2 separate regions of the Homo sapiens genome follow, and region 1 is linked to region 2. The links are chromatin loops, found by intact Hi-C in ENCODE. Cell type or tissue: B cell. All regions are shown on one strand. Each heading gives the region's core, and the rest is flanking DNA. Links, peaks and the distances in the headings are about the cores only.

Evidence for each region. Peaks named below come from ENCODE experiments on the same cell type or tissue, not always from the same donor. Only the 100,000 strongest peaks of a DNase experiment are listed, where the experiment ranks them.
Region 1: it touches region 2 in a loop (2.6-fold over the local background); 4 of 110 quality-filtered maps call a loop at or near these places.

What each region holds. Positions count from the first base shown.
Region 1 is chr2:37,615,243-37,631,141 of GRCh38, reverse strand. No RefSeq gene overlaps it. Among named protein-coding and RNA genes, the nearest start is that of CDC42EP3, 48 kb to the left of the region's middle. RefSeq lists enhancers at 1,396-1,445, 1,456-1,545, 1,008-2,207, 5,687-5,956. In B cell, for the core only: no CTCF peak of the experiment used is centred there; DNase peaks (open chromatin) are centred at 4,781, 6,461 and 8,451; H3K27ac peaks cover 2,704 bases.
Region 2 is chr2:37,548,982-37,564,880 of GRCh38, reverse strand. LINC03063 (long intergenic non-protein coding RNA 3063) reads right to left here and starts at 2,395. Exons shown (of 2, transcript NR_187223.1): 1 at 2,262-2,395. RefSeq lists cis regulatory regions at 2,252-2,610, 2,768-3,364 and an enhancer at 6,043-6,092. In B cell, for the core only: no CTCF peak of the experiment used is centred there; DNase peaks (open chromatin) are centred at 6,050 and 9,220; H3K4me3 peaks cover 692 bases; H3K27ac peaks cover 1,401 bases; H3K27me3 peaks cover 1,126 bases.

The DNA of each region.
Region 1 (15,899 bases), core at 2,659-10,658, 69 kb before region 2:
GTCTGAAAGGCTAAGACAGGCAGATGACCAAAGAGACAGAGAGAAAGGCAAAATTACCTGCTTGGAAAGAAGTTGAGGGCTACAAATATTACAAAGCATAAAGTGATTTTTGAAAAGAAGGAAAGAACACCCTAAACGAGAAAAAAAAAAAAAACATGGGAAAGCACCAACGTGAAGAAAGACAGGAGAAACTGCAAGTGAAAGCAAGAGTGACTTCATAGAAAAGAAAATGAGGTAATACCAAGCAGGGCATCTTTATGGTATGTGTCCCTGGAAAATATTTTCTGCCAAGTCCCTGTCTGTATAAGGAATTTGATTTAATGTTTTACAAAATTCGTAGGCCTATCTGAGTCATGATTTATCAATGAAGATTTAGAATAATGGGTAAAGAACAGGTATTTTTGTATTTGCTTATTGTTCAATCAGTGCAAGGGAAGATTTTTTCATAGTGTCTAGGCACCATCACTTTCTGTGCAGATGCCAGAATCCTCTTTGTGTTTTTTATTGTTAGATGTGCTAATTCCACATGTCTCACTGGGAGAAAAGGGTTGCAATGCTGTTATTACAACACTGGCTCTTCAGCATTTGTTTGTATTGAAATAACAGCTTTTCTAGCCTCTGGATTTCCTTAATATCATTTATTTAATGCTGGTTATATCATCAATCATGATGTTGTGTCATCCCTGCTGCCACCCATGAATCCTGGCTTCCACTGATGCTCTCAAGGGAGGGCGGTTACTGTGTTTTGGAGATGATGACCACAAAGTCAAGTCTTGCCCAGAATATGCAGGAAAATGTGAATGTTAATTCATTTTCTGAGAATGTTAAATTCACTGTTTGAAATTTTATAGCATAAATATAGAAGAGCATATTTTCTGACCATATCTTCTCTTGAACTCCCTACGGTAATTCCTGCATTCCTAGAATGTGATTTCTTTTAATGTTGACAGCACCTTTGCCTTCCACACACTTTCACCATGGGGAGGTGGGGGAAACCCATGGGTAGAAAAAGAAGAGTGGTCCTATTTGTACAAGAAATGTCCACGTCTCCCCAACATGGCTTAAGCACAGAGGGTTCATGTCAACACATTGACACAGGCAACACATCGATTGGAGGGCCTCAAGCAGGAGGGTCTGCTAACATTGCAGAACAAGTGTCAAATGTTCTTTGGGGACAGACAATGCTCTGGAGGAATGCTCAGCGATGGGGTTTGACTTTCCTGGTGCTAGTGATGGGAGGGGTACAGGGGAGAGGGTAAGTGACACCACCTTTACTACCTTGGGGTGCTGTAGAATGGAAGCCACTATTTATTCAGACATGGAGAGGTGAGACCTGACACATGGACCCCACATATGGCTCTAGTCAAGGGCCAGCAGTGGGCCATGAGAACCTCAGAGCCCTGAACGTATGGGTTTTACGTAAGTGAGAGTCATCAAAATCAACATGTCTGCACTTGCCTGGTGACTCAACAAGAAAAACTGGGCTATTCTGGGGAGCAGTGGCTCATCTGGTCACCCACCCGGAATCAGGGCCAGGTCAAGGATCCCAAAATAAACCCACAGATATGAGTCCTGGAGCTCCTTGGGGCATCAGATCAGCCCCACATGAGGGCTGGGAAGTAGAGATCAAAGAGCAATCCAAAGGGCAGAAATGGGGACTAGGATACTTACTGGTCCCAGCTCAGGGTACCCTGCCCAGATGGCACTGCTACTCCAGCTGTTCCCAGAGAAACTTTGAGAATGTTGAAGGAGGCACTCCAAAGCATGGGAGGCCCTGAGATGCAGGGCCTAGGACAGACACCCCGGGTCCAAGGCCTGTACTGACACGAAGGATGACCAGCCACATCTATTACCAATGGGAAGAGTTATGGAGGAATCCGAGGTACAGGGCAGTTAAGCAAACTGTCCAATATGCAGTTACTAGATGGTAGAATCTGATCTGAACCCAAACAGTCTGACTCTAGGGCCTGTGCTCTGTGCTATAAATCTATCTAAAAAGATGATAGACTTTATAGTCAGACAGTTCAGGATTTGAATCACTACCCTGACAACTACCATTCTGTGACCTTGGGGTAAAGCAGAAATAACAGTACCTACTCCATTGGATTGTTTTGCAGGGATCAACTAACTTCTTCTGTAAAGGGCCAGATGGCAAATTCTTCAGGCTCTGTAGTCCATACAGTCTCTGCCACTACAGCTCAATTCTGTAGCATAAAAGTAGCCATAGACAATGCATAATTGAATGAGTGTTGCTGTGTTCCAATAAAACTCTGTACAAAAATAGAAGGTGGGCCGAGTTTGGCCCACAGGCCTTAGTTTGCCAACTATTTGTTTTGAGAACTAATTCAGATCATGCCAATAAAGGTTTTATAATAGTTACCTGCACTTGGTAAACATTCAATACATATTAATGCTCTTATTATACCAACAAAATGTCTATACTTTAAATTTGTTGGTTTAAGGTTCTGCTGTGCCTGCCATTTTTTAGTCTAATTATTTTATAGCTATATTGTACATACTTGAAGGAAAATGAGTGAATAAATGTTTCATTACTCAAATTCTTCCTTATTACTGTTATTTTCAGAACTTCTTAGCATTATTTTCCACTGAAAACCGTCATTGTTTTTGAAATATGTGAGTCAAAGGAGCTAATGTCTTAGTGTAACTTTATGTTTTTAAAATAAAATGTTTCCATTCCTTCATATTCCTATTTCAGTAATATAAAATAATGGGATTTTATATGCTATAAATCAATTTTTTTCAAATCTAAACATTTATATAATGCATAATCAGCTTCATCATCACTTATTAGTGATTCCCAGAGTCATTTATAGATAATATTGTTTACTGGGAATCTACACAGCACCTTTCTTTTGTGAGCAGCATTTCTCGTCTTTGGAAGATGATTTTTCCTCCATTTTATTCCTGTGGTTTAAAACAGCTACTATCAGTGTCAGCTGGTCCTGGGGCTGAGCACTGGGCCCAAGCTGTGAGCAGTGAGGGTTGGTTGCTTCTGCTGGTCTTGTTTTCAGCTGTCAGGAGGATGTCTGTCAGACAAAATGAAATCAACAAGTACAGAAAAGCAGAGGCCAGGGATGGGGAGACAAAGGCTTAGGATCATTGACTCCTCATCCAGATTATTCCTAAGGTCCAGCCACAACCCTATGCTCCCATGGTTTGGTTATGAGAGACAACAATTCCTTTTCTGCCTAAGTCAAGTTTCCTTTTCTGACTATGGCATCACCCTTGAGTGATGTGAATCACCTCCAGTTGGGTTATCCCAAGGGAAACTTCCTCATCTGCTTCTCACCAGATGTGTGGGTTTGGCATCATAGAAAGTAACTTCTGGAGAACAAAGCTCACTGGAGGGCAGAACTCAGCTCAGTGTCTTCCACTTCTTTCATCCAGAAGACCAGATGGAACCAACTGGTTCAAGAAGAAGATGACTTTAAATGACCAGGCATGGTTTTTGCAATTATCTTTTATAACTAATATAATTGGGAACATTGTATTCAATTAGAAAAAAAAAAGGAAAACTGTAAGTTGTTATAACTGGGCTAAGAGATATCACGGATCATCTCGTAGCATGTGGTCTATACTCAGGGTTTTGTAGTAAAACATAATTTTAGGGAAACCTAGTAAAGAAGAAGTCACAGAACTCTGATTTTTTTTTTAATTGGTATTTCTCCCATGGTTTTCAGGGATTCAACACATGGTCATTTGGTAAGCAGATAAATATGACTACACATTTGGGACAATAGTCCTAGTTCTCCCTGTATCCCCTGAGCAGATTGCTGATTTTTAGAGATTAACTTACTAGGTTTTCTTAAAGGTGAGAAGAATCCAAATATATTTTATCTGCTGTTAGGCAGCAGTTGTGAGGGAATTATCAAGACCTCTTGGGGCCAGAGACGTGGGGGTTCAATCTCTGCCTAGACTATTTAAGTAGGCTACTCAAAATGTTCTGAGCCTCAGTTTCCTTTTCTGTACATTGAGATGGTGAGATTATCTGCTTCACAAGGATGAACGAGATAATATATGCAAAAGGAAGGATATAGAATATTCTTAACCACTTGGCTTTAAACAATCTTCTACAGTGGACAACTACCTTGATTTTCTAACCATCCAAGGGCAACAATCATTCACATATTAGTATGAGTTCACCAACTTGTATGCTCCTTCTGGGATTAGCCCTGAGGAAATAAATGGACACTCTGACGAGGTGGGTGTTGGGATTATTTTTGGAGGTGGGGTACAGAAAAAGGGAGGAAGAATTTGATGGCATTCCAAAGGAAGATAAAATTGGACATTTAGAGAGTAGGAAAGAGGCATCTATCAACAGCAAGAATGAGGGGGTTGTAGAGGAAAGAGCCCTGAATGAATATAGGAGAAAAAGTTGGAGTTCAAAGAACAGCTTCATAGTTTTCTAAGAATGAACTCTGGGGACTCTGCTCCTGGCACTCCAAAAAGCCATTACGCTGTCTCTGTTTCCCTCACGACCCAAAGGCAGGCAAGAATTCCTGTCATACCCTCCAATCATCAGTGTATCTATGGCAGGAGAAAGAAAACAGAGATTAGAGGGTCTTACCTGGCTGAGATCCATCTCACCACAGCCACACCTGACCCAGAGAATTAGTAGGCCATGCTCAGGGCCAGCTGCGGTCTGCCAAGCTGCAGAACAGATGCTGTGGGCACAGGGTTTCCTGCAAAGCACCATTGTACCTCTCTGCCAGGAAGTGCCTTTGAAAGGCAAAGAAACAGACCAGACACCTAAGTTCATAACTAACAAGCGTCTAATCCTCGCAGTGGCTTGCTTGTACAGCTGGAGCGGGTGCGTGTGACATCTCCCCCACCCACATGCTTGCCAACCGTAATACTCAAGGAGAACTGTTTCATGAAGGACGCAGAAGGGAGCCAAACACCGCCAGAGACTTTTTACAGAAACAATTTGAGCATGCCCTTCCTCTCGGGAGTGCTTGGTCCAAATACATTTATCTTGCTAATATTCCTCTGTCAGACTAAATTTCAGACAACAGAACTCTACTTTCCAGAATCTTCCACATTGTAACTGCCTATTAATTACCTCTGCTTTGTCAGCTGGCCTCACACACAGGGCCTAAATGTTTAGTCTGCAGTTTGTATAATCATTCTTCTGCTTCATAATTACTCTCCAGAATTACTTAGCTCTGAGGGCACCACCACAAAGTCTGTGCTTTTCATTTTCTCATAATGGCTCATTATCAGGTCTGCATCCGTAACGCCTTGCTCAGGGTTTGAAATGAATCTTTATATAGTACTGGTCCTTTGGGCAAGCTCCCAATTTTACAATTGCTTCTCAGGCCCTTCGGCCAGGAGCCAGGAGAGTGGGTTCTGGGGGTAATAAAGGATCAGAGATGCTCTGTTTCTACTGTATACATGGAAGGAGCTTCCACACATCCTGAGGCAAGAGGATGTCACCACTCCATTTTCCAAACAGACCCTGACCAAGCTGGAGTAATGATGAGCTTGGAGGAGTCTGCACCATGGCCCTGCACACTCACCTACCAGGCCTCATCTTGTGCTGGATTTCAGGAAGGATGGGCCTGCCCACTGGGAATGGACTCCTGGCTTCAAGGGAAAAGCAGAGAGGGAAGCCTAAGATGACTCAGTGGGAAAGGGAGATGCAGAGATTTTCACTGTGTCAGAGCAGGTCTTTCATGGTGCATGCAGAAGCTCCTGTCCCACCAATTAAGACCCTCTGGAGTCCAATGCACTAGCTATTTCCAGCACAGTCTCCAATTATTCACCATCCCAAAACCTCACATCAGCCAGCCTGGCTTACTCATCTCACTCTCATGGATCTTTCACCACCTCTGTGATTCCACTCATGCCTTCTGCCTGCCTAGAATGCTCCTTTCAATACTCAAATCTACCTCCTCCAGGGAGACTGTTTCCAGGAAGACTCAGAGAGGCAAATAATTTCTTGCCTCTCTGAAACAACTTCATACATTCCATGTATAAATTAACCACGCTCAGCTTTCTCCCTCCCTTCTACTGTTAAAGAGCCGTTCATATTTTTATGATTACTTGACTTTGCTTTGTTGATGTATTTTCCTCACAAATATAAGTTCCTTGAAGGCAAGGTTTGTCTTATTTTTCTCATCTCTCCCGGCATCAACAATACTCAAATAAAGTCTCTAATTTAGTTCATTTGCTGCATTGTACCCTCAATTTACATGTTCATTGCCCCTCTAGCAAAAACCAGAGTAAGAAACAGTGGATCTGTGATTCAGTCACTTTAGCAACATTTAGATGTTTAGTTCGTTTATTAATGTGTACTATAATTTTAAGAGTCACATTTGTTTTCTTACTCCTGTATTCTAACCACATGCCTACTACCAGAAGTATAAGAAAACCTTTTTTTTTTTTTCTGGCTAGATCAAGAGCCAACTTGCTCTTCACCCTGTGAAAAGGGGAATTAGTCATGGGTGCTGAAAAAAGGAGAACATATTCAAAGTAAATATCAGTGCATGAGATTGCTTTTCACTCAGAATCTGAACACCCACAGTAGCCTGAATTTGTAAATATTTGCTGTCACTTATGTTAAAAAATATTGACTTCCTAAGCTATATTGCTACCAAAATATTTCTTTCTCGCATGCCTACCCAGACTTTTGGCCTATAGCTGGCAACATACCCTCTGCCTTAGGTTAACCTCATAGCAAGGGTAAAGCTTTAAGTGTACTTATGTGGTGAGAGAGAGAGCGAGAAACTTGAAAAAATAAAAATGGCAACATACCTAATGATAAAAGCACTATTTCCAAGTGTCTGAAGCCTATTATATGAGTTAAAAGTGAAACATCAGCCTAACTAATGCAAAAGCTTTATAGGGTCTGAGCAAGGATGACTAATCTCCAAAGCTGACAGTTTCACAGCTTACACAGGCTTCGTTCTGCTCAAGTGTGGGGAACACCCACCATCCCCACCATAGTCCAGGACATTATGGCATTGTACACTCATTCTCAGAACTTCACAGGGAAGATTATGGCAAAACTGGAATTCTCACTGAGGACACATCACTCTGAGCCCAATTGCCCACTGTCCCGCCTTCCATCCCCCGACCCCTGTCTTCTGGCTCCTTGAGCCTGCACGATCAATGTTTATTTTCACGTTGAATCAACCTGGGTTCAGAACTTTGAGCTCCACAAAGAAATCCACTAACAAAACCATAAGAAACAGTATCTTCACAGCAGATGCTACGGAAGAGTGGGGAAGAGTGAGGTAGTTTACACTGCCTATCTTATGACCACTATTTATCCCATCAAGTGCTTCTGGTCTCCCTGAAGGCACCTCCTAGGCCACTTGACCACTGTGAGTTATTCTCAGAGCCTAGCCTCTATGTATTACCCACTTCCAAAGCTGCTTCCACATTTTCAGGTATTTCTTACTAGCAATAGCCCATCTCCTCAGTATCAATTATCTGTCTTAGTTCATGTTCTGTTGCTATAACAAAATACCACAGACTGAGTAATTTATAAAGAAAAGACATTGATTTCTCACCATTACATGGTGAGAGGGCAAGAGCATGCCAGCTCAGATCTCTCTTCCTCTTCCTATTAAGCTACCAGTCCCATCATGGGGACTCCAACCCTGATGACCTTATCTAATCCTAATTACTTCCAAAAGGCCCCATCTCCAATCAACATACAAATTTGGAGATTAAGTTTCCAACACATGAAATCTGGGGACATATCAAAACCATAGCATCTCCCCAGCTCCCCCTTACTGTGACCTAACCAAAACTTTTTATTTTCTGAAAAGCTAATTCTTCTTCCTTGTTCCAGTTGAATAAAAGAGCCAAGACTTTCTAAGTAACAGGAGAAGCCCTTCTTGTTGGATTGGAGGCAGAGGCTCCTGAGATGACTAAAAGGATTCAGTCTTGCTCCCTGCCTCTCTACCTGGTCCTTCTATTTCTACCTCCCAGCCCAGCTTGAATCTTTGCAATAGCAGTTGGATATGGCCATGTAATTTGGAGGGCTCAGTGTAAAGGGGAAATGTGGGGTGGGTCCCCTTGTCAAAAATTATGAACAATTTCAAGACAGCAGCCACAGCACATTAAACCAAACATGGGGCCCTCTTGAGCAAGGGGACCCTGTGGGACTAGATAGGTCACACGCTCATGAAGCTAGCCCCAATAGGAAGAGTCACAGGAATTGCAGCCATTTACATGAAATGTGTGCCATTTGTGACTAATTACTGTGCAGCAGTCACACTTGTACATTTCATAATTATGTAAGTGAAAATATGTAATCATTACACAAACACTGCTTTGTAATAATACAATGCAAGCTATTGTTTTTACTAACTGTGGGGTTCATCTTGTTGAATGGCATATTGACTACAAAACCAAACCCTGTTCATATGCAGACAGCCTTCAGGGTACCTGTGGCAGTATACCTGTTCACAAATTTTAATTTGAAGAGGCTACGAATGATGTGACTCGAAAAGGAATTGCCTTAATAAACCACACCAACCATGACCACCAGTAATGAATTCAGGAACTGAAAATAAATCTGCCATTTAATTCAGAGCAAATTAGCTAACTGAAATGATACTATGGGTCATATTAAAAGAGGTGGTTCTTCAAATTTTGGATTTTATAGACCAATAAAATCTCTAAGAAATTTAGAAAATGAACACGAAGTTGACACATTTTAATTTTGCCACGTAAAGACATCAAAAGCCATCAATTCATTTAAAAACGAACAATTATGTCAGAAAAATAACATTTTGAAATATAGTTCTGTAAGTTAAATGAATTTAGTATTATGAACAACTCACACGGTCGGTGTTTAGGTGAAAGCTTTTCCTCCATCAGCATACTGGGTAGACTGAGATTTATAAACTATAGGTCTAGGGGGCAGTGGCTACAGGAATGTTTATATAGAGGGCTGAAGTATTATTTTGCTTTAACTTGGATGATTCCTTAAGACCCATGGCCAATTCTCTGCTTTGGAGATGCAACTCATTTGGATATTGTCATCCAGATATCAGCTTCCCCTTTTCTTTGCTCCTCAGCTGCAATCCTGAGAGATTTGGTTAAACCTGGCCCAAACCCCAAATCTATCTCTTTGAACCCTGAGAAGGCCATCTCGTATTCTCTGAATAGCTGTGCCTTGGTTCCCTCTTTGTTTCCACGTTCCTATATTCACAAGGAATGGATAATTTGAGTCCATTCATTGTTTCCTTTTTTAAAAAAATCCATTCAGTTCAAGCACTTCAGGATTTAGTCAATGTCATTGAGATTTGCTGGGTGTGTGGTCTTCAGCCATCATCTTCAATCCACCTCCACTCTCCCTTTCCTCATCCTTATCTCTTAGAACAATAGCTAAATGCTCTTCCTCTTATGGTACAGCTTTGCCCCGAAGCAGATCCCTTGAGTATTTAGCATCTACGTACCTTCCAAATTAACAGGATTTTCTCCCTGAAGGAATTCTGGTGGGTTTAATGATTTCCCCATTCATCACTTATCATTAAGCAATTCCACATACAGAAACTTTCCCTGATTCCTTTAGCTTTCAAAGGTCTCCTGCTCCTCTGAATTTATGCAATGCTAAGGGTTTGCACCTACATCACAGAATCCTTTTTCCTGTTTATTTTGCTAGTGTTTCATGTCTATTTGTCATGATCCTCGATTAGGTTGTAATGTGTATGAGGATCAGGACAGTAATTCTTACACCTCTAGTCATGCATTCATTGAGCAAGCCTTTGGATGTCCACTATGTACCAGGCACACTTAATACAGATGGCAGCATGTCTCCTTGAGAAGCTTATAGCTTAGGAAGGAGCAGAAGCATATATATAAACAGATGAATTATAACACACTGTAGGAAATGCCATAAGAGTTGTGAACAAAATGCATAGGCACCTAGAAGAGGAAAACTACCAATAGAGCTGAAAAGAGCCTCTGAAAGATGCATAGGAGATCATAGGAGAGGGGTGTTACGCACGAGCACAGAGATATGAGAGAGCAAATCGTGTAAAGGATAAATTAAAAAGTTCAGTGTGGCCAGGGCTTGGAGCTTCTTGAGCAGATGGAAAATAATTAAAGAGGTTGTCAGGCAGGCTATAAAAAAGACTTCTGAATTTCTCCTAGCTCCTAGTCTGTTGCTGTGCCTAATAAATAATAGCTTGTACCTAAGAAATAGTATATCATGGTAGAGCACTGTACCATCTTCAGAGAACTTTTACACTTACGATTTTTGGTCTTAACTCTATAAATAAATGATATCTCCTTCAAATTTACGGATAATGAAATTGAGGTTCAGACAATTTTAGTGATGTGCTTCAAGTCACCCAGCTAAGTAACATCAGGTGAGACTCTAATCTAATCCAATTACCTCTTCTAATTCTAAATCCAAAACTCTTCACCACCCAGATCATGAGTGAGCAGGTCCATGACTGTCATCATTACACAGCCTTATAGAGTGAGATGCTGTATAACTTAATGAAAAGAGAATGAGCTTTAGAGACACAATTTCCAAGTTTAAGTCACTTACAACCTGTGTGACCTTTGGAAAGTGACAGAATCTGAGCCTCTGTTCTGTCACTATCAACATTACATGTCAAAGCTTCTTTATAGAACCATTGATGAGATCAAAGCATACAATCCCTCCATAAATTCACAATATGAATACTACAAACCTATTTTAAGTGACTATTCCACAGAGGAAATTTTAATTACATATTACCTTTCAAAAAAATAAATATAATTATTTTAAGTCTACCAAATATTTTAATTTTGGCCTAAGCAGTCTGGTGTACCCTTAAAGCCACTCATTCTTTCTTATTTTTCCTGGAATGTCATTTACAGGCTCAGCTTTATTTCTAGAATGAATTATAAACCCATCTACATATGAATCATTTGCTGTCCTCATTTCACACCACAAGTTCTATTTTGGGGGGTGGAGTGGGAGAATGGACAGCCATTACAAGCTCCTGTAAGAATTTGCTGTTTGCTCAGATAAAATGGCTCCTTCCTCCATGGCTTCCCTTTGAAAGAAACTGGTTGAGAAACACTCTTTTCCAGGATCTCTGTGTCATTAAACCACTGCCACTAGGGTGATTAAGGGTGGCAGGGGTGGGGTGACACAGGGAAATACCATGCAAATGTCACTCAGATCTGTCAACACCCACCCCAGCACTTCTGCAGGCCCTCCAAATCAGCCTTTTCTCCGAGTGTTGACTTCCAGAAAAATCATGCAATCAGCTTAAAATTTAAAATTACCTCAAAGACCAAAACAATGGTGGAGTTAACAGTGAAAATAAAATAGGGACCCCACGATGCACCAAAAATCACGTGATCATGTTACATTCCTCCAAAAACCCCCTCCCCAAACAACTGAGCTCTTCAATTAGTGCCATCTAGCATGGGAAAGGCAAGAAAAAAAAAATCACAGCTTACAGCCGATATTTTCCACTGAGCCAGCCACCCTCCCTTTTTTTCTTCCCTGAAGTTAATAGTGAAAGCTCTGTTTGTTTCACAATGCGTTAATTCTTGCTGCTTGCAAGAAATTATTTTTGGAGGTATCATATTTTAATATAAATTTCCATGAATCTTTCCACATGATTCCCTTGCATTGAGGCACTGCCCTCCCAGCCAAGCTCACCCAACAATGCCCACACTTCATACACCCTTAGGCCTGGGACAGGCCAAACACTGTGTTCACTGCCTGGACCACAGCCCTGGGTGCTGGTGGGGAAGGAGAGAACGTTTGCAACTGATCTCAAGTGTCATGGTGGTTTTCAGCTGGCAAAAGCATCTGAACATAGTTGTTGTATTTTTCATGCTCATGAAGGGATTTTCCAAAAATCCAAGCTATGTTTTGAAATCTGCATCATTATAGGGTATAGACCCTTCCCCTTCGTTCTTTCTCCAGCTCACTGCTTGCCAAATGGTTTGGAGCAGAACTTTTTGAAAACACAGCCAGAGGAAAGACCAGCTCATTTAGCCAAAGAATAAAACAAGAGGCTGATTAAAAGAAAAGTTACACTATATTATTTCACATTTTGATTAGCCTAATTATACCCAATTTTGTTTATTGACTGTTCTCCATTCAAAATACCAGAATTAGAAAGGCTGGCTGCAAATACAAGAGAATTAGTCTTGAGGCAGGAAGGCCCCTAAACATGCTACCTACTGAGCATTAAAGTCATTGACTAGTACCTTTATTTTTTTCCTTATGAATTCCAAGGGCTATCATTATACGAAAAAAAAATTTTTTTTCATTTTCTGTATACCATATTTCTATCTCTTGGATCGGGAACTTAGAATGATCAGTGTTTGAATTCACTCTTGTCATTTTATCAGGTTAGTCTGAGCTTCAGTTTCCTCTCCTATAACATGGGAATAAAACCAAGCTGATAGGTTGGGTTACTATGATGATTAAAATAATTTTGTAAAGCCTATAACACACTGACTAGCACATGGTAAGTGCTCAATATATGAAAGATATCATTACTATTATTACTAATGAGATAGACTGTTCTACTGTGGCTTCGCCAATGAATGACACTTCCTGATATTTACCCCTGGTAAAGTTCTCTCCTGCGTTGAATCTGGGCTTGATCATGTGACTTGATTTGGCCAATGAGACTTTAGCAAGCGAGGCTTAATATAAGCAATTGGAAAAGGGGTTTGTTTTCTTGGTTAAGCTCCCTCTTGGATCCCAGCTGCCATGTTGTGAGGAAGACTAGGCTGTTCTGCTGGAGAGAAGCCATGTGGAGATGCCCTGGAGGATGAGACACCACTCACAGAGGACACCTGGAGGAGAACTCAGGTGCCCCAGCTAAGCTCCCACTGATGCAGTCAACACCACAGAGAGCACAGGAACAGGACATGGAATTGTGAAAATCATTGTGATAACAAACACCTGGGAAGGGAAAAAAAAAAAAAAACACCAACCCCTGCCACCAACACACACACAAACTTAGAAGTTACCTTCTACCCAACTGATGAAGACAGGCAGGCAATACTAAGTAAGAGCATGGACTTTGGAGTCACAACAGCCATGGGTTGACTCAATTACAAACTATATGACTGTGGGCAGATTGTCTCTAAGCCTCTGTTTTATCATCTATTCGTGAAAATAGCAGCTACTTCATAGGGTTATTGTGAGGAGTTTAATCAAGATAATCCATATAAATATTTAGTTCTGTGCTGGATGCATGGCTAGTGCTTAATAAGTATAAGTGATATCATTGTTTTCATTAAGGTAGAAATAGAAGCATAGCAATGTTGTTCAAAATATTAGGATATCTCATTAAAAACAAGTTGGCAGAGGCCACTGCCCAACTTTTCGACCCGAAGGACGTGCTGAGCAGCTGAAGCCAATCATTGATATTCAGGTCATTTCTGCTATGGTAGCTAACTTAAACAACCATGATTGTGTACACTCCCTTCCTTTAAAGAAAATATTGACTTTGAGTTTTCACAGGTGCTTTCGATTTAATCACTGGGTCCTTTATGCAACCACCTGTCCTTGTTTTTCTTTTCCATGGTGAAGAAGTAATGCTAACTCCTGCAAACCTGAGTTTAGCTCCAGAAATCCAACCCAGGAGAGAAAGGACGTGAATTGCCCTTCGATGCACGTATTATTCCATTCTCACACTGCTATAAAGAACTGCCCGAGACTGGGAAATTTTATAAAGGAAAGAAGTTTAATTGACTCACCGTTCAGCATGGCTGGGGAGCCTTCAGGAAACTTACAATCATGGTAGAAAGCGAAGAGAAAGCAAGACACCTTCTTCACAAGGTGGCAAGAAGGAGAAGTGCCTAGCAAAGGAGGAAGAGTCCCTTACAAAACCATCAGATCTCGTAAGAACTCACTCACCATCACGAGAACCGCATGGGGAAAACCACCCGCATGATTCAGTTACCTTCACCTGGTCTCTCCCTTGACACATGGGGCTTATGGGGATTACAATTCAAGATGAGATTTGGGTGAGGACACAAAGCCTAACCATATCAACCCATAATGAGAAAAGTTCATCAGAGCAAACACATCAAAACCCAAGTTGGGGGATATTTAATTTGCCATGTACCATTAGGGCAGTAGGCACAGTTTCAGCCCTAATCAAAGGCCAGGATTTTACTAAAATCCAAGCATTCCTGGAACCACACAGTCAAAAGGAAGGGGAATTAAGAGACTGTGTTAAGACAGAGGCCTCCAGCAAATGCAGTCAGTGCATATTAGAAGGCACCTGAAAGATACTACTTGTTTAAGAAATCAGGCTTAAGCAGAGGTAGTCATAAACCGCAAACATCTGTTCCATGGCTCATAACCTTGCACATCTTAGGGGAAAGCACAGTGTTACCACTGCTGGCAGCATAAGCCTGCTGATAAGGAATGTCTGGATGTTTTTCAGGCAAATACACTATTCTCTGAGTGATTTGGAAACTTTTTGTAGGGAATTCGTAAAATGGGTTTTTCCAAAATCCTAGAATAGGAAGGATTATTGAGTCGATATTCACAGCCCTTATTGTTTTGCTTGGAATGTTTAAATGCTTTAGAACTTACTCCCTCTGTGTAATTCTTGTCTATCACAATTGGGCCATTTGCTGAACCCTGTGAACTCCTGGCAGGCAGATCCTGTGTTTCTCTAAGGCAGCTCCTCCCTTCTCCCTTCCTCTTGGTAGCTTCTGTCCTGCCCTGGCTCCTTCTGCCCAGTAGACCCTTTCTTATGTCTGCATGTCAGCTCACATGAACTTCCTGAAGTCCCAATCAATATCCCTGGGTACACAGATTGCCAAGGCAACCTCTGCTCAATTCAAAGTCACCCAGAATACTCTCAGTCTAGCAAGTGAAAGGGGAAGATGTGGCTGGCTTAGAACAAAAATAACAGAGAGGCTGGTACCACCAAGCCTCTCTATGAAGCCAAAAATCCTATAAAAAAAGGAAAAGATGACGTGGATGCTGTGACTGCAAAGAAGAAGGCAAGGCCTGAGAGATGCAAGGGAAAAGTGGGCAACCAACAGCAAGGAACAGGAGCAGGAAAGAGAGAGGCTGTCACAGGCTGAGAGAGGGCAAGGCCCACATTTCCACCCACTTCCTCCTCCAAAACCCCGGCAGCATCTCACCAGCAAAACCTCTGCCAGCTCCACACTCTAGCAGCCAGCCACACCCAGGCCACCAACCCTTTGCCACTAGTCGCAAGAGGATGTTAGCTGAAGCCTCCTCTGATTTAAATGCCAGGCCACTGGCATGTGACTCCAAGATGTGTAACTCGTAGTAGGACTGTCAACTTGGGTCATTTAAAAGGTGACCCCACTCAGGGGTACGTTCTGGAAATAGTATAGTGACCTCAGCCGAAAAGGCTAGAAGCTGTAGTTAGTGGGACCCAGCAAAAGAACCTCTTAAGGACCCATAGCCAGAGGAGACCAGCACCAGACCATCCAGCAAGAACTTTCCCTATCTCTTCTTGTTCCCCTGCCTCAGCCCTGGGTCATCCAAGACAACCTAGTAAGTAAAGGAGAATGGTAAACATGCTCCGTAGAAATACAGAAAGTAGGTATGCCTCCCCTCCCTGACTTCATACAAGTTTCTAGGAGAAAGCCAGCCTGCATGGAGGATAACAGGGTTTCTACTCTAAATGTGACTATTACATGGGCCTGGACATTTTAATTTCAAATAAGATATATATTTTTTGTGGCTAGATGTAACTAGAGGACTTTTCCATTATTGTCTAAGAATAACCAAAACGAGGATGTCTTTGTGAGATTTCATTCAAAGGCAAGAGTCAGCAGAAAGGAGCCAAGATGGCATTCGCTGGAGCAGTGATGAGAAAAACATGACTTCATGATCATACCAGATTAAACTCTATTTGTTCAATATATCAGTTAGATGTTCATTGGCCCAGGCA
Region 2 (15,899 bases), core at 5,101-13,100:
ATTTTAGTGTTGCCAGAGCTGGACTTGCCTTTCTTTCTCTTTGTTTCACTCACATTTGGAACTGCAAACATAGGCTTTTCTAAAACACATTGTGTGCCTTTGCAGCTCACATCCAATGCCCAAATCGGGTCCGTCACCCAGGCTATTGGGCCTACTCTCAAGTGGGTTTTGATCTGGCCCTAATTCTATAGACAGTGTGAGCCTCGGGGATCTGGCTTCACCATTTCCACATTGTGAGTGGTGATCGTTTCTGTCAAAAATAATCATCTGTCTTTCATTGTAGTGCAGATGATACCCAAATGTTACCCTCATCCATCAAACTGTCAGGTTAATTGTTTATAAAACATCCGGAGCTGGTTGTCACAGAACATCAGCAAACTCAGACCAAATAAAACAGAATGCTCTGGTTGGATACAACCCCTGTGTGAAGCAGAGCCCTGATGACATTTATGGGAAACAAAGATTCACAAACACCTTCCTTAATCCAACGACCATCAGAAACCTAGGGGTGATGTTACCGTCCTGAGACACTGAGCAAAACTGCCCTCGAATAGCTTAGTTTTTCTCTTCCTAGAATGTTTTTCGATCATTTGAAAACTACTTCCAGTCCTAAAAGACTGAAGACAGGTAAAGTTTATGGTATGTGAATTATATATCAATGTTGGCTTTAAATTCAGCTTTTAATTTGGCTTTGTTGGCTTTAAATTTCTGCCATGGTCCAGCATGAAGATGGACAATGCAGTTTCCCTGCCTGCCTTTGCTGCAATCATGACTCTCAGACAAATATAAAAAGAATACTCATATATTTTATTTAACTTACTAATTAATAAGGTAAACAGTAAGATGTTAGGACTCATTTTTTAAAAAAATTTTGAGAATCTGGGTATCTATTTAAAAAAAATAACTGGTCCATGTCTTACCAGGCAAGAAACTTTTCAGGGATGATTCTTCCATGAGACAGAAATTTTTTGCAGCTTCTTTTGGAAAAAATCCACAAGTTAATCTTGTCTGCATAGTTTTAAAATAGGCAACCCATGGAAAATTAAACCTAGTACTTCACTGAAGAACACTCAGGACTCTCTTTTGGCTGTTTTGAAGTTTCTAGTAACTTCCTGAGAGGCCACTGCTGCCAGAACTAGGAACCAACTCAGGGAGGCTTGTGGGAACTAAGTCTTTACCACCTAGTGCTAAAAAATAAACGGAACGGTTTTTCGAAAAATACACAAAATTATCCTCAAAGCAGACGTGCAAAGGCCACTATCTCCCTCCTTCCCACAGCCCTCGGACACTCTGTGATCCAATTTCTTTACCTTAAATGTAACCCACTGTTGTTTAATGGGAAGAAGAAAGAGGAAAACAAACCTGCTAAGAAAGTGGACCAGACAAATCCAACTCAAGAATCCCCGCCCTACAAGTGTGCAGAATGAAAATACTCAAAGAGGTCTTCAACTATTTGGATGCCATGACTTCTTGAAACAGACAAATGCAATTTTGAGAGTAGTTTGAATGATTTTAGAACCTAGCAGGAATATTTGTCATAAGATAAAAAAGGCATCAACTCATTTCCCCTCCTGCCACCTCCATTCCCTGCTCTCCACCAGAGCTCCTCAAAGCTCAGGAAAGGAAGGCAAACAACAAAAAGAAACAACAACAACAAAATCAAGTTTCTAAAATTCTATTATTTATGGAAGGTAAAACTAATGACACAGCATAGTTGGGGTTTCTTACAGAATCAGTGTGCATTGCATAAGACTATTTTAAATTATGTCCTGACATGGTGGCTCATACCTGTAATCCCAGCACTTTGGGAGGCCGAGGTGGCTGGATCACTTGAGGTCAGCAGTTCGAGAACAGCCCGGCCAACATAGTGAAACCCCATCTCTACTAAAAATACAAAAGTTAGCTGGTTGTGATGGCGCATGCCTGTAATCCCAGGTACTCAGGAGGCTGAGGCAGGAGAATCACTTGAACCCGGGAGGTGGAGGTTGCAGTGAGCTGAGATCGTACCACTGCACTCCAGCCTGGGTTACAAAGTGAGACTCTGTCTCAAAAAAATAAAAAAGACTTTTAAATTATAATGAAATTTTATAGCTGTTGAATTTCTATTTTATAAATATATCTACTCTAAAGTAAAATTGTTTCTCTATAACACCTACAGGTCATATGTATGATTGTTAGGTTTATTTGCTGCTTAGTCCTTGATCAGAAATGCAACTCCCAAATATAATATAGTAGGCCCCCTTACCCATAGTTTCAGTTACCTGAGGTCAATTGTGGTCCAAAAATATTAAACGGAAAATTCCAGAAATAAATAATTCATGAATTTTAAATGGCATGCTGCTGTGAGTAGCTTGATGAAATCTCCAGCCTTCCTGCTCCGTCCCACCAAGGATGTGAATCATCCCTTTGTTCAGGGGATCCGTGCTGTCTGCCTCCCCACCCATTAGTCACTTTGTAGCCATCTAGATTATCAGATCAACTGTCACTGTACTGCAGTGCTTGTCTTGAGGAACCCTTATTTTACTCAATAATGGCCCCAAAGCACAAGAGTGATTATGGTAGCATACTGTTATAATTGTTGTATTTTATTAGTTTTTCATCTCTGTGCCTAATTTATAAATTAAACTTTATCATAGGTAGGTATGTATAGGAAAAAAACATAGCATATACAGGGTTGGGTACTATCCATGTTTCAAGCATTCACAGGGGGTCTTGGAATGTATCCCCCAGAGATGAGGGGGGACTACTGTATTCCTCATGTAGTATTTTTGTGAGACTATTCTTTTTGTGTTTTAGCATGAGGTTATCAGGAACTTGTCACTCCTGCATGGGCTCAGTTACATGGGGGAAAAATAATCCCAGAATTTCACTGGCCTCAAACAACAAAGCTATATTGCTCATTCATGCTACATGATCACCTCGGGTTGACAGGGACTCTACTTCCCTGGCCCTTACTCAGGGATTCAGGCCAATGCAGTAGCCACTATCACAAGCCTTTCTGGATATAACATCAGAAAGAAAGAAAGAAAGTGTGACTCATAGCACACTCATGCATAAAGTTTTCACCCAGGACTGACACCTGACACTTTCTCTCACGTTTCATTGGCCAAAGCAAGCCATGTGGCCATGCCTAATCTCAAAGAGGCAGGAAATGCAATCCTGAAGAAGAGAGATAAAATTCGTAACTAACACTAGTGACCACCAAAATTTGTTTTGGAAAATAGAGCCTCCTGTTTTTAAACAAGTTTTATTCTTTTAGCTACATTAAATTACCTATTAACCAGCCACATCTTGACGGTGTTAGAATTCTAAGGATGGATTTTAATCTATTAATTTAAACTTCCATTCATCTGAAACATCAACCAAATACAGATTTTTTGTGTGTGCCCTTTGTTTTAGGCAAAATGCCATAAAAATTAATAAGACAAAATCCTACAAACAGATCCCAGGTTGGGTAATTTGGTCTTGTGCCAGAAGGCACAGCTTTCTTTTCTGGAAAGGACCCAGGTTTGGGATTGGCTATAGTTCCTCTTTCCATAAAGTCTGAATCTGTCAACCTCCACAGCATAGAGGATTCATTTGTCACACCTGGCATGCATCTGAGGAATGAATTAACACTGGTGTTTTAAGGAAATTTCATTTTAGCAAATTTTGGTTAGCAGGTGATTTTGTGGTTTCAACTTTATTTCCATATAATTAATTTCCTACAGCCAGCTTAGAGTTGCTGAATCCAGACTTCAAAGCATAAAATCCCCCCGACATGGCATGGTTAGGTGCAGGTGGAACAAAAGTAGCCACTGCCAAGGATCTCAGGAGGTCAGAGGCCAGGTTCAAGGCCTTTGTGGAATGTGTACAGCAAGTGTCAGCTCGACAAGAGTCCAATAAGGAAAGAATGGTTCAGAGTCCACTCTGGCAAAAAACTGAAAATAATCTCCTCTAATCAAAAGGTCTTGAAAGAAGGTTACAGGAGCACTTGCTGTCAAATAATACAAAAAGCAAAAGTAAGCAGGTCGTATAATTCTAAGACGTGGATAGATGTAGAAAGCAAATACTTTCTACATAATAAAACTATTAACCAGATTAGGTTATTTCATTGCAGTTTCTGGATCTTTCAGTAACGTAATTGGCTCCTTCGTGTGTCAATGAGGATCCTGGCAGGAAAGAAACAGCACATTCAGCTGGGATTTTGAAGGACATTTTTAGTGGTGGGATCCTTCACAGAGGTGTGGCCAGGATTAAGGGAACCACGGCGGGTGTTGAGGAACCCAAAAACTACCAGCGGCAAGAAGCCACTACTATCACTAGGCCTAAAGAGGCAGGGGACAGGAAATAATATTATCAGAGCTTGGTAAGAGCAGCCACCATAGAAGAAGAAAGCCCTCCAGACTCTGTGACCATAGAGGAACATGGCTGCTCTTAAGACAGTGCCAGGGCAAGGGGGTGTGACAACAAGTGGCCATGTGACCTTCCTCCACTAGCCAAATCCAACTGCAAACCAAAGTGCAAGGGATCTTGGCAATAGAGTCCAGTGAGGCCAGTCTCTTGGGGCACAGAGCAGAGGAGGACAGAGAATGCATTGGGCTGGCTTACCACTTCACCTAATTAAAAGATGCCATCTGTAACTGTGTAAATGTTTTCTCTTTTCTCCTCTATTTTGTCAGGCTAGTTATGTTCTGTTTACTTTTTCCTAAGTACTCCCCCTCAGAGATTTCAATTCTCTTTACTTTCATTGCTGAATCCAAATAAACTCAATAGTAAGATAAGCTTCTTTCTCTTTGTTCTCTAAGGATATTACAAATTTATTACATATTTAATAACATCCCATATACAGCCAAGAAGGGAGCGATCTTAATTTATTTTTATGGTTTTATTTTATTTTATATTTTAATTTTGTTTTGAGACAAGGTTTCGCTCTATCACCCAGGCTGGAGTACAGTGGTGTGATCGTGGCTCACTGCAGCCTCAAACTCCCAGACTCAAGAGATCCTCCCACCTCAGCCTCCTGAGTAGCTGGGACTACAGGCACAAGCCACCATGCCTGGCTAATTTTTTTTAATTTTTTGTAGAGACAGGGATTCACCATGTTGCTGAAGCTGGTCTGGAACTCCTAGGCTCAAGCGACCCACCCATGTCAGCCTCCCAAAGTGCTGGTATTACAGGCTGGAGCCACTATGCTCAGCTATGGCTTTATTTTTTAGAGCAGTTTTAGGTTTACAGCAAAACTGAGCAGAAAGCACAGACAGTCCACATATACTCCCTGCCCCCACACATGCACAGCCTATCAAAACCCTACACCAGAGTGGTACATTTATTACAACTGATAGACCTGCATCAATTATCACCCAAAGCCCATAATTTTCACTGGGGTTCACTCTTGGTATTGTACAGTTTGTGGGTTTTGAAAAATTTATAATTACTTGTATCCATCATTATAGCATCATACAGAGAAGTTTCACTGCTTTAAACAACCTCTGTGCACACATTCATCCAGATTTTAATTTGTAAACATTATGTTAAAAATCCCAAGAGATTGTATCCTGAACTTTAAAGAATTCTGGTATGTTCCTGGTACAGAAACAAAATAAAGAATAATATAGTAAATTATTGCCTAAAATTATTGGAAAATGGAATGACATAGTTAGGAACATTGCTATAGACAGAATAACTAATCTACCAATTTTCAAAGACTTAAAATATATTTGTAACCAGCATGTCAAACAACACAGTTGGTGATATATCAAAACACAACTTTAAATATATCCTCAGTGGGGATGATTTTCCTCAGTACCTGAAAGAAAGCGCTGGCTTTTCTGGTCATTTTAAGTCACAAAAGGCAAGCTCAATTCACAAGCAGAAATTGGCTAGCCCCAAATATTAATATCTAAACTGAAGTTAGAGCAAAATCTTCTTTCCTTCCTCATCTGGGAGCTGCTTTAAGCAGACCACTTGTAGAAGGGCCCAGGGGTGTGGTTGCCACCTACTCACTTCCTCTTTGTTTCTTCTTTGCTGACCAGAGCCTCAGCCCCTCTGAGAGTGGTATGAGGGATGAAGGAAGGGAAAGAGGGCCAAGGGAAGTCTTCTTTGCTTATGGCTTTGCTCTTTTTGGGCCTGATACATGTTACAATCCATCATTTCTCTCATGGGTGCCTCTAAGAGCTCATCAGAGGCTCCTCTGCTGGGCTTCCTTGACATGAGTGACATGTTCTGTCCCCCTCGCTGCTGTTTCCCACTCTGTACTGGTTATTGAGTTGTCCACTCTACACAGACTCTTACCGTTAAAGCTTCCTCATTCCCCAGGGTGTCCTTTTGGATAGGAATTTGTATTCGTTAGCTATGGCTGGATAACAAATTACCATACTATTAATACTTAAGGCTTAAAACAATCAGCCAGGCCCAGTGGCTCATCCCTGTAATCCCAACACTTTGGAAGGCCAAGGCAGGAGGATCTCTTGAGGCTGGGAGTTTGAGACCAGCCTGGGCAACAGATCAGGGTCTCATTTCTAGTACTATATTTTAAAAAAATTAAAATTAGCTGGGTATGGTGGTACATGCCTATAGTCCCAGCTACTCAGTAGGCTGAGGTGGGAGGATCACTTGAGCCTGGGAGATCAAGGCTATAGTGAGCCATGATTGTGCCACTGCACTCCAGTTTGAGTGACAGGGCAAGACCATGTCTCAATAAACAAATAAATTAATTAATTAAATAAAACAATCCACACTTATTATCTCACAGTTTCTATAGGCCAAGAATCTAGGCCTGGCTTAGATACGTCCTCCGCTTCAGGGTCTCTTACAAAGCTGGGGCCACAGTCATCACAAGGCTGAACTGAAAAGGAGCTGCTTCCCAGTTCACTCACATAGTTGATATCAGGATTCAGCTCCTCACAGACTTCTGGACAGAGGGCCTTAGCTCCTCCTGGCTTTTGGCTGGAGGTCACCCTCAGTTCTTTGCCAGGTAGTCCTCTCCAACATGGCAGCTTGCTTCACCAAAGCATGCAAGCTGAGAAGGGAATAGAGTGCCCAGCAAGACAGAAATCACAGTCTTTTGTAACCTAACCATGAAAGAGACATCCCATCACTTTTATCATATTCTCTTGATTAGAAAGAAGCCACTAGGTCCAGCGTACACTCCAAGGGAGGAGATTGCACAAGGGCATGAATAACAGAAGACAGGAATCATGGTAGGCCATTTTTGAAAGCTGCCTATCACAGACTTAAAACAGTTTGGACTCATCTCTCTCTACATCTGGTCCACAGGAAACATTTGTGTTTACCGCCTACTGACAAATGCTGAGACAAAGTGACCACCTCCTTCTAGCTGCCACTGGCCTCCTTAGCTTTCCCAGGCACCAGTCCCTGACCCCTCCAACTGCAGTTCCCTGCAAGGGAGTATACAGAAAACTTGCCAAATGACCTCGTGAAATTCCCTCTCCTGCAACCTGACATTAGAAGACAGCCCCTCCACACCCCTCTTTTCCTGTAGGGAAGAGAGGTGGAAACTCACAGACAGCCATAATTCTCTCCCCAGAAAATCAGCTGATAATGTCCCCGCGTGTCTCCTCTTTCTTTACACTTTTATATTCTCAAAGTAAATTAAGCACTCAAGAGTTTCAAAGTTATGAAACTGTTCTTTGAGCATTCCTTTTGTAAAGTCTGCATATGACAATCTGTTTCACACCCACTTTGGTGTCTAATGTCTATCATATTGTTGCCTCACTTGAAATTGAGAGATGAAAAGACCCATTTTAGCATTTTCTACACGTTTAAAATAATCTTTTGATTACCCAGAAGGCTGTCACTAATTTATAGTATTTATCATTTTGATCATCCATTTTCATTTTCCTGGGAAAAACTGCATAGGAACCCAGTTTATGAAGAAATCAGTTTCACAATAAAATCATAGCTGTGAATGAATCACATAAAATCTATTAAAGTACACTAACATATCTTTCTGTTAATGCATTGATATAATTTTTAAGCTTTGTTTTGAAATGAGAACATCACCTTTTCTTTTTCTGATTTTCTCATTAGGCAGATTCTATAACAAAATCTCCTTGTCGAGAAAGAAAGGGATAGTGTGGAGTGACATACATATACCAGAGACAGGGGATTTTTGTCCAAGCTCATTTATACTAATGTCTGTAGTACACCCTTTGAAAGCACCTACTAAACCCATTTTATTTTCTAACTATTTTGGTTAGTTTCCAAGAATACTATTTCCTCTAACTTAAAATGCTCCATTATCAGTAGACTTGGATGTTTAATTTTGAAGTTCTAAGAGCCAGATTCTTGTTGTGTGTAACTGAGGAAGACATTCCTAGGAGAACATTATCCTGGTCCACAGAGTGACCGTATTTCATTTATTATTTCCAAGTCCTTTATCATCAATGTCATTAGGTTTGGCCAGAGACAAGGAGGTTAGAATTCCCCACCACCACCACGAGTATGAAACAAACTTAAAACGATGAAATATGCATTCTCTGGTTGTGAAGTAATGAGTTCCTGAGATGGAATAACCCAAGAAGTAGGTGTAGAGCAGACATCATCTAATCCAAAACTTGCAACCTGCTAATAGAGAACTAGAACAAAATACCAAAATGAGAGATCTGAATGAGAGGTCAAAAAATCAACATAAAAATTCCAAGAGACATAATCCCTAAAGCCTCAGTAAGACAAAGAAAGCAGCAGACAGGAGAGATCATTTCTCCAGGCAAGGGCATCCCAGACGCTACTCAAAGTAAGAGGCACCTGAAACTGTGAAGAAGGATCCACAGAAGTTCATTCCTCTCTGAAGGCTTCTCTGATGGCCCAGAAAGACATAGGTGTCCTCCTGTTGAGGATCTCCACAGAACTTATACTGAATTCCCCTATACCACTTTTCACAGTCAGAGGGAAGGCTTGTTCATGGGTCTTCCAATTTCTACTTTAAACAGCATAGCTTGAGGCCAAGGATGCCATGTTTCCATCTGTATATCTGCTACTTAATGCGTAGTGAATGTTCAACAACCACTTCTTAATGCGTATAAACGTTCAACAAGCATTTTTTGAATAAATAAGTGAATAAACAAATTGAAAATGAGGTAGTGGATAGTCCAAACAGCAAAGATCAAAGAGAAACTAGGTGAGAGGAGAGAAGTTTTAGTCAGTGCCCTCAGGGAGCAAAAGCCCATGGGTCTTTGGTTTCTACCCAACCACGGCCGCCAGCCTGGCATCTATTGCTCAAGTGTTTCTGCTCTAGCAACCTCAAAACTTAACTTCCTCCCCTGCTCTCAAGATCTAGACTTCTGCACATTCACCCTCCTTTTGCACGTGTTCAGTTGCCTGGCTCTTAATCTCATCTCCTCTATTTCCTCTCACCTCTTCTTTCTCAGATCAACACTCAAATACTCTTTATTCCCGAAACCTGATGTCTGAATCCCCCCCAACTCCCACATTTAGAACACTGCAACAGACTTCTTTCTTTCCCTACCAATACTCCTGTTATTCAGGAGCTCTTCTGTCCCTAGAACAAATAATCACCTACAGATGACAGGGCAAATTATCTTAGATGAGAAAGTCTGTCTTGAATATATTAGAGAAAGTGTTTCCACCAAAAGCAACTATAGGATGTGAATTACATAGTTGAATTTTTAAACTTCCCATTGGTCTTAAGAATTTGGGGGGTCTGCGAAGAAGAGTAAGGAGGAGGGGAGGGTTAGGAGAAGGGAATGAAGAGGAAGAAAAAGATGAAGGAGAAAGAAGAGATGGTAGAGGAGAAAGAAAAGGAGAAGAAACACTGCCTTGTTATGATAGGCAGCATAACTCTCTTCCCCAGAAACAACTCACAGAAAAGAGCCTAATTGCTCGATTCATTGGCTACTTCTCAGTCTGTAACTTACTTGTTACCCACCCCTTCCTGCAAGTCTCTTTCCTCGGCCTCCATGACATCTCTGGTTCTGACTGATTCTCAGTCATCTTTATGGTCCCCTCTTTCTAGCCACAGCCCTTATGTTTATTGTTCCTCAAGGTCCTCTTCTATGTGCTTTGCTATTCTCCCATCAACCCTTGGTTTCAGCCACTAGTGGGATGATGCTGATGATTTCAGAGGCCATGTCTTCAGCTCAGATCTCTTCTTTGTGATTTATGTATCCAGCAGCCTTTTGGATATTTCAACCTTCATGTGCCACAAGCACTTGGAATAAAACACACCAAACTCATCATTTACACCACTCCCAACTCTGTTTTTCTTGTGTAATTTATAATTGAGATTGGTACCACCAACAATCTTATTTCTCAAGTCAGAATCTGGCCTCATACCTCCCCCCATACACACATACTTACTTAACAAATTCCTGTTAATTTCACTGCCTACATTTGTCTTGAATCCTTCCAATTATTGCCTCCATTCCTTCTCCTAAGCTCCTGCAACATGGGTGCACCTACTCCTGAACCCTCCAGTTCTCCATGTGGCATTCTCCATGTGGCAGCTGTGATCTTTCTAAAAGCCAAACCTGATTGCATCCATGTCTTAATTAAAGGATTGTAATGTCTTTCCATTGTGCACTGTATAATGTCAGGTTTCTCTAATGCCATCTCAAAGGATTTTATCATCTGATCCTTGCTTATCTGTAGCCCTTTATGTTTCCTGTGCTCCAACGGCTGCTTTTAGTTGCCCAAATTTACCATGTTTTTCTCATATGCCAGCCTATCCCACGCTTTCCCTGAGCCCAGCACAGACAGGCACTGAAAAAAACTGTTGGATGAACAAATGTGTGAATATGAAAGAATCTATAATTGCTGGTGACTGATTTAAAACAAACGAACAAGCCAAAGAAACTAACCAAAAACCTCTGTAGCTCAATTTTTGCTTTTACCCAGGAATATATAAATTAATATCATACAAGCAAAGATAAACAGTGTCTTTTCTGCAGCAAGAGACTTTATCTTAATTCTTTTAGCATAATTTGATTTTGCCTTTTGAAAAAATTAAACTGCATTTATTATAGAGAGGCTTTTATGGTTCCCTAAATATATGCCTGCTGGTCTCTCTGCAAATTGTGTCTTCCAAATGTCTGTTCTTCCTAGAACTATTTGCCTATTAGAAGCCAGTTATTATTTTTCCAGGAGTGGCAGCGTAAAGCTCGAGTATTTGTTTGTAGTCGGGCAATCCTAGAGATTTTGGATTTGTTTATGTTTCCCCAGATTCTTGTTCCATCATAATGTAGCATTCTGATTTTGACCAAACCTCAGGGCTTTTGCCTGTGGTCCAATAAGTGGGTGTGCACACATATTGTTCAAATAAGTAAAATATGTTGGTGGTGTCCAATCCGTCTCTTGGCTACTTCTTAAACTGCTAAGTGCCTGCAGAAGCTCATGACTATTTTATCACAGGAGCTAGTTTTCTCTGTTCAAAGTGAAGTTACCTAACTTTGATATAACAACTGCCAAGAATAAAACTTCTTTTTTTCTTATGTTTAATTATACAATTCATTGGCAAAATAATCATATAGCAGTATCAGGGCACTGCAAATGAAACTGGCTTCAGAGGATTTCAGCAGAACAAGAATTTTTAAAAAGGATACCGGGCAGCTTAAGAATTGTCGGGAAGGCTGGACAACCACGTAAACTCATGCTATTTCCCTAGGGGTCCAATATCCCTTTTGATTTATAATTTTTCTGTGGAGGAGTTTCAGAGGTTTTTCATTGGCCCTTCCTACCATAGTGGCTCTTACCATAGGTCAGGGAGCTGATGTAGAAATTCTGCCAGATGTTGACTACTCCTAATCCAGTTATACCCTAAAGAACTAGACTCTCCCCTTCTCCCCTCCCCTGTGCCTACTATGGGGTGCACTTGACTAAAAATTCCACTTATTACACAACCAAAGAAATCCTTACTCCTTGACTAAGGGAAGTACAGCAGCATTCCAAGTCCCCAGGAATCATCCGTTAGTTCAAGGCCAGTACCATGGGGATCCTGATATCCCTTTTGAGACCAAGAAGCCATTTCAAAGATAGCATCTTTCACCTGTATCACCAGCCTCCAGAGAGCAATTATCAAGGAGAGGAAGAGTTAGAGAACCAGGAGAAAACTCTAGGAAACCAGTGTTTTTTCACTGTCTTTAGCCCCAACCAGGCTACATTAACTATCTCTGATTCCCCCGCTGCAGTGTTTTTTAAAGGTTCTAGGATGGCCCTCAAAGCTTTGGCAAAGGGAGTGCCTTGCAGGCCAGCTTGAGGGCCATAGTTGGGGAATAGCAAAACAGGTTGCCATGATAAATTCTCTACAACATTCCTATCTCTCTAGGTCTTTGGGCTCCTTTATCTACATTAAATTTTAAAATATCTGTCATCTCAAATACAATTAGTGTGAGTCATCAAAACAACTGGGCAGGTAGAAAACCAAATTTACTCATGAAGCACTGCTTCCTGTCGACTCTCCGAGTCTCAATATCTGTTCCATTGGTGTTTTCTGTTTCATGCAAATGACTCTCACTGATTAAAGAAGATTGAGAAGCTATTAAAGGAGATTGAGTGGCTCACAGCATTTACAAGGTAGCTGGAGAAGCAAATTGAGAGGCCACACAACCTCAGAGGACTCAGATCAACTCAGGCCAAAAACTGATGCTGCCTCCACTACCCACCCTAGGCACTTGCCCAGTGCTCCCGCTTCAGCGATGGCCACCCTAAGAACTCTGTCTGTGACAGCTAGTGCCACCCCTAGAGAGGATTCCCTGAAGAACCTGCTTGACTGAGGCACCAGTTTCTAATTTATAGTCCAGGATGGTGTAAACATATCTATGTCTCAGCTTCAAAGGAGGCTGGGGAAGCAAGTATCTGCCACGGTTAGCTTCAGCAGTGGGAAAGCATCTCAATGTGCCATAAGATATCACAGATAGGAAATTCCCGAAACAAAGGAATGCATTTCTGATGCTGAGCAGGCAAAATAATGACATATGCCTATTGCAGAGTGTTTCCAGACTAAAGCTTCATCAAAACATTTTGAGATGTCATGCCTACAACATTTGTGATTTGGTCACCCTAATTTCCTTTTCACTAGCTTGCTGATGAAATAGAAATTGAGGCAGCAGCAATACCATAATCCATCGAACTTAGCATGCCATCAATTGCAAGTCATGCCATTATTTTCTGCATCACTAAAGAAATGCTGCCAAGTGTCCTATGATTTGTTAAAGGAAGAAGAAAACTCTCATGCAAACTTAAAGTAAGCACATCAAAGATTTTATTCAACTTGCTAATTATTAAGAGAACAAGCATAATATTAAACGAGTCCAAATGGGATTTGAGAAGTTGGGTGTATATATAGGTGATTTACTAGATTGTTGGGTTAAATTTGAAGAAAACAAAGCAAAAATCTGATTAATATCAGACAAAGCTATAGCCATATCATTGGGCTTATCCATTTCATGGGATAGAAATGATTTGCATTTCTACTGGACTAAATCTACAATCTAAACTCTACCTCTATAAAATTATAAAATAGCCAAATAGAAAATCAAACCTAGCACTGCACTAAAAATAAATCTCTCTTGTCTATTTCCAAGTTTGGGATAATATTTTGATAGCCTCGATGTTTTCATATTGCTTAAAGCTCTTTTGGGCTTATTTAGAATAGACTTTTAGCATATATCATGCTAAAACATACACTAAATAGAGAATTCTACATATCTACATTCAAAGTCTTATAATTTATTTTTCAACTCAGAATCATTAAAGTTTATAATTTTTCTGTGTATTTCTGTTCCTCATGCTATCAAGAGCATTGGTGATGCATTTCTTCTGAGGATTCCTCTCTTTTCTCTGGAATTTTCTTCCAAGAAGCTGACACCCATTCTGCAACTTTTGATGCTGGAACATCCTTGATTTTTTTCAGGTGTCAACAGAAGATTACAAGGCAAGGCCAACACTCACATTCCTTTCTCAAATGGTCTTAAATGTTTGGGGTTTTTTCGCACCTGTGGAGAGCTTATCCTTTAAATGGCTAAGTTTATGAATGTGCAGGCAATGACAACCACACCATTACTGCTTTCTGGCTGGCAGAGACCATAAGACACCATCAACTGTGAAGAGACATTCCAGTTTGAGAGCTGAGCTGCTATGGTGTAAAACGTGTGTTAGAATTGATGAACTATAGATAGTTGTAGATAGATAGATCTAAATATGTAGATAGGTTATGGTTTGACTTCGTATTACGTGAGTGGATTTTTCTTACCTGTGCAGGTATCAAAATATAGTGCCAGATGAGGCAGAGATTGCTAAATATTCCCAAGATACGTTTTCCCCTTCTTCGTTTTAATAAGGGAGCACTCTTCCCACTGGATTTTAGCAGGACAGTTGCTACCCAGCTAAATGTACATTTCACAGCATCCCTTGCATGAAGGGGTGGCCTTATAACTAAATTTTGGCAAACAGATAGAAGCAGAAGAGATATGTGCAACTTTCACATCTCATTTTTCAAAGAAAGCTTTCACTCCCCACTTCTTTTTTTGCCATTTCCTGTGTGTGTGAGCTGGAATAGAGACTTGGTGCTCCACAGAGGTGGTGAGGGGAGGATGCAATAGAAGAAATTATGTGACTGGATTAACCCATGGGGAAAAGCTTCCACTTGCCTTATTGCACAGGAGAGGAATATATTGTTTGAGTCAGCAGCCCAGCCCATACCCTACATTAATACATGAGGTCCTAGAGGGATGGTGGCTTTTCTAGAATAGTTTGACTTATCTTCTTGACTCAAAGGAAGGGACTCGGTAATTTTAGACTGAGGCAGAGCTGAGGATTTCTGGTGATTAGAAGTCCATACAACTTCACAGACCAAGTCAGCTCAAACTTGAAGTCAATTCAACTTAACCTGAATAATTCTTAAGCCCACCAGCTGTTAGTGCTGGAGAAAGGTTTTGTTTTGTTTTGTTTTGTTGTTTTGTTTTGTTTTACATTTGTCCTCAATTTTACCATTCCAATGGGCACATGCCATGTGATAGGAGCCCCAGGAAGGGCTTATACTTACTAGTCCTCAATTTTCAGTTCTCATGGTCAAAGCAGGCAAGAACTCAAGTCAGGCTATGGAAAGGAGAAGCAGTCAGCGAGAAACGAGAGTTGAGAAGGACTCCTCTGATAATGAAAACAGATCATTATAGAGCTGCAATTCATCCTCTAACTCACCCGGCACACAGCTGCCGTCCAGGGTGGCTGAAGGAAACATGGACAGTCAGCCCACCATGAATTGAGCTAAGATGCCCAATGGCTCACAAATAGGATCTGCAGGAGAACCTCAAGTCACCAGTGGGAGACCTTATTCACCACAGGGGACCCAGATGGGTCATGTGGAAATAGGACACACACACACACAACTCCTATTCAAGACAAGTTTTCTACTGAAATATAGAAATCAATTGGCCATGTATCTGGCCAAATAATTTCTCTTTTAGCTGTATGTCCTAGAGGAAATCTCGCATGTGTGTTCAGGGTCATGTAGATAAATATGTTCACTGTACCTTTGCTTATAACAGTAACAATGATAATTACAAATAATCTAATTGTCCATCAAAAGGGAACACTTAAACAAAATTTGGAATATTAATACAATAGATTACTACATAGAAGTTAAAATGAATGAGGTTTTTTAATTAACAAAGATCTCAAAAGCATGGCAACGAGTAAAAATAAATTTGCAGAACAAAACACATAGCATATAACTTATATAAATAAATGATATGTACGGTTTGCTGGTTAATTAATGCATAGTTAAAAAAATAAAGGATACATAGCAACTTCATGACAGTAATTACCTTCAGGAAGAGGTATATGACGCGGTTTGGGATGAACAAAGAGATTTCAACTTTCTCTATAATGTTATATTCCTTTTATTTTGAACATTGGGAGAAAATGGGAAAATATGCTACATT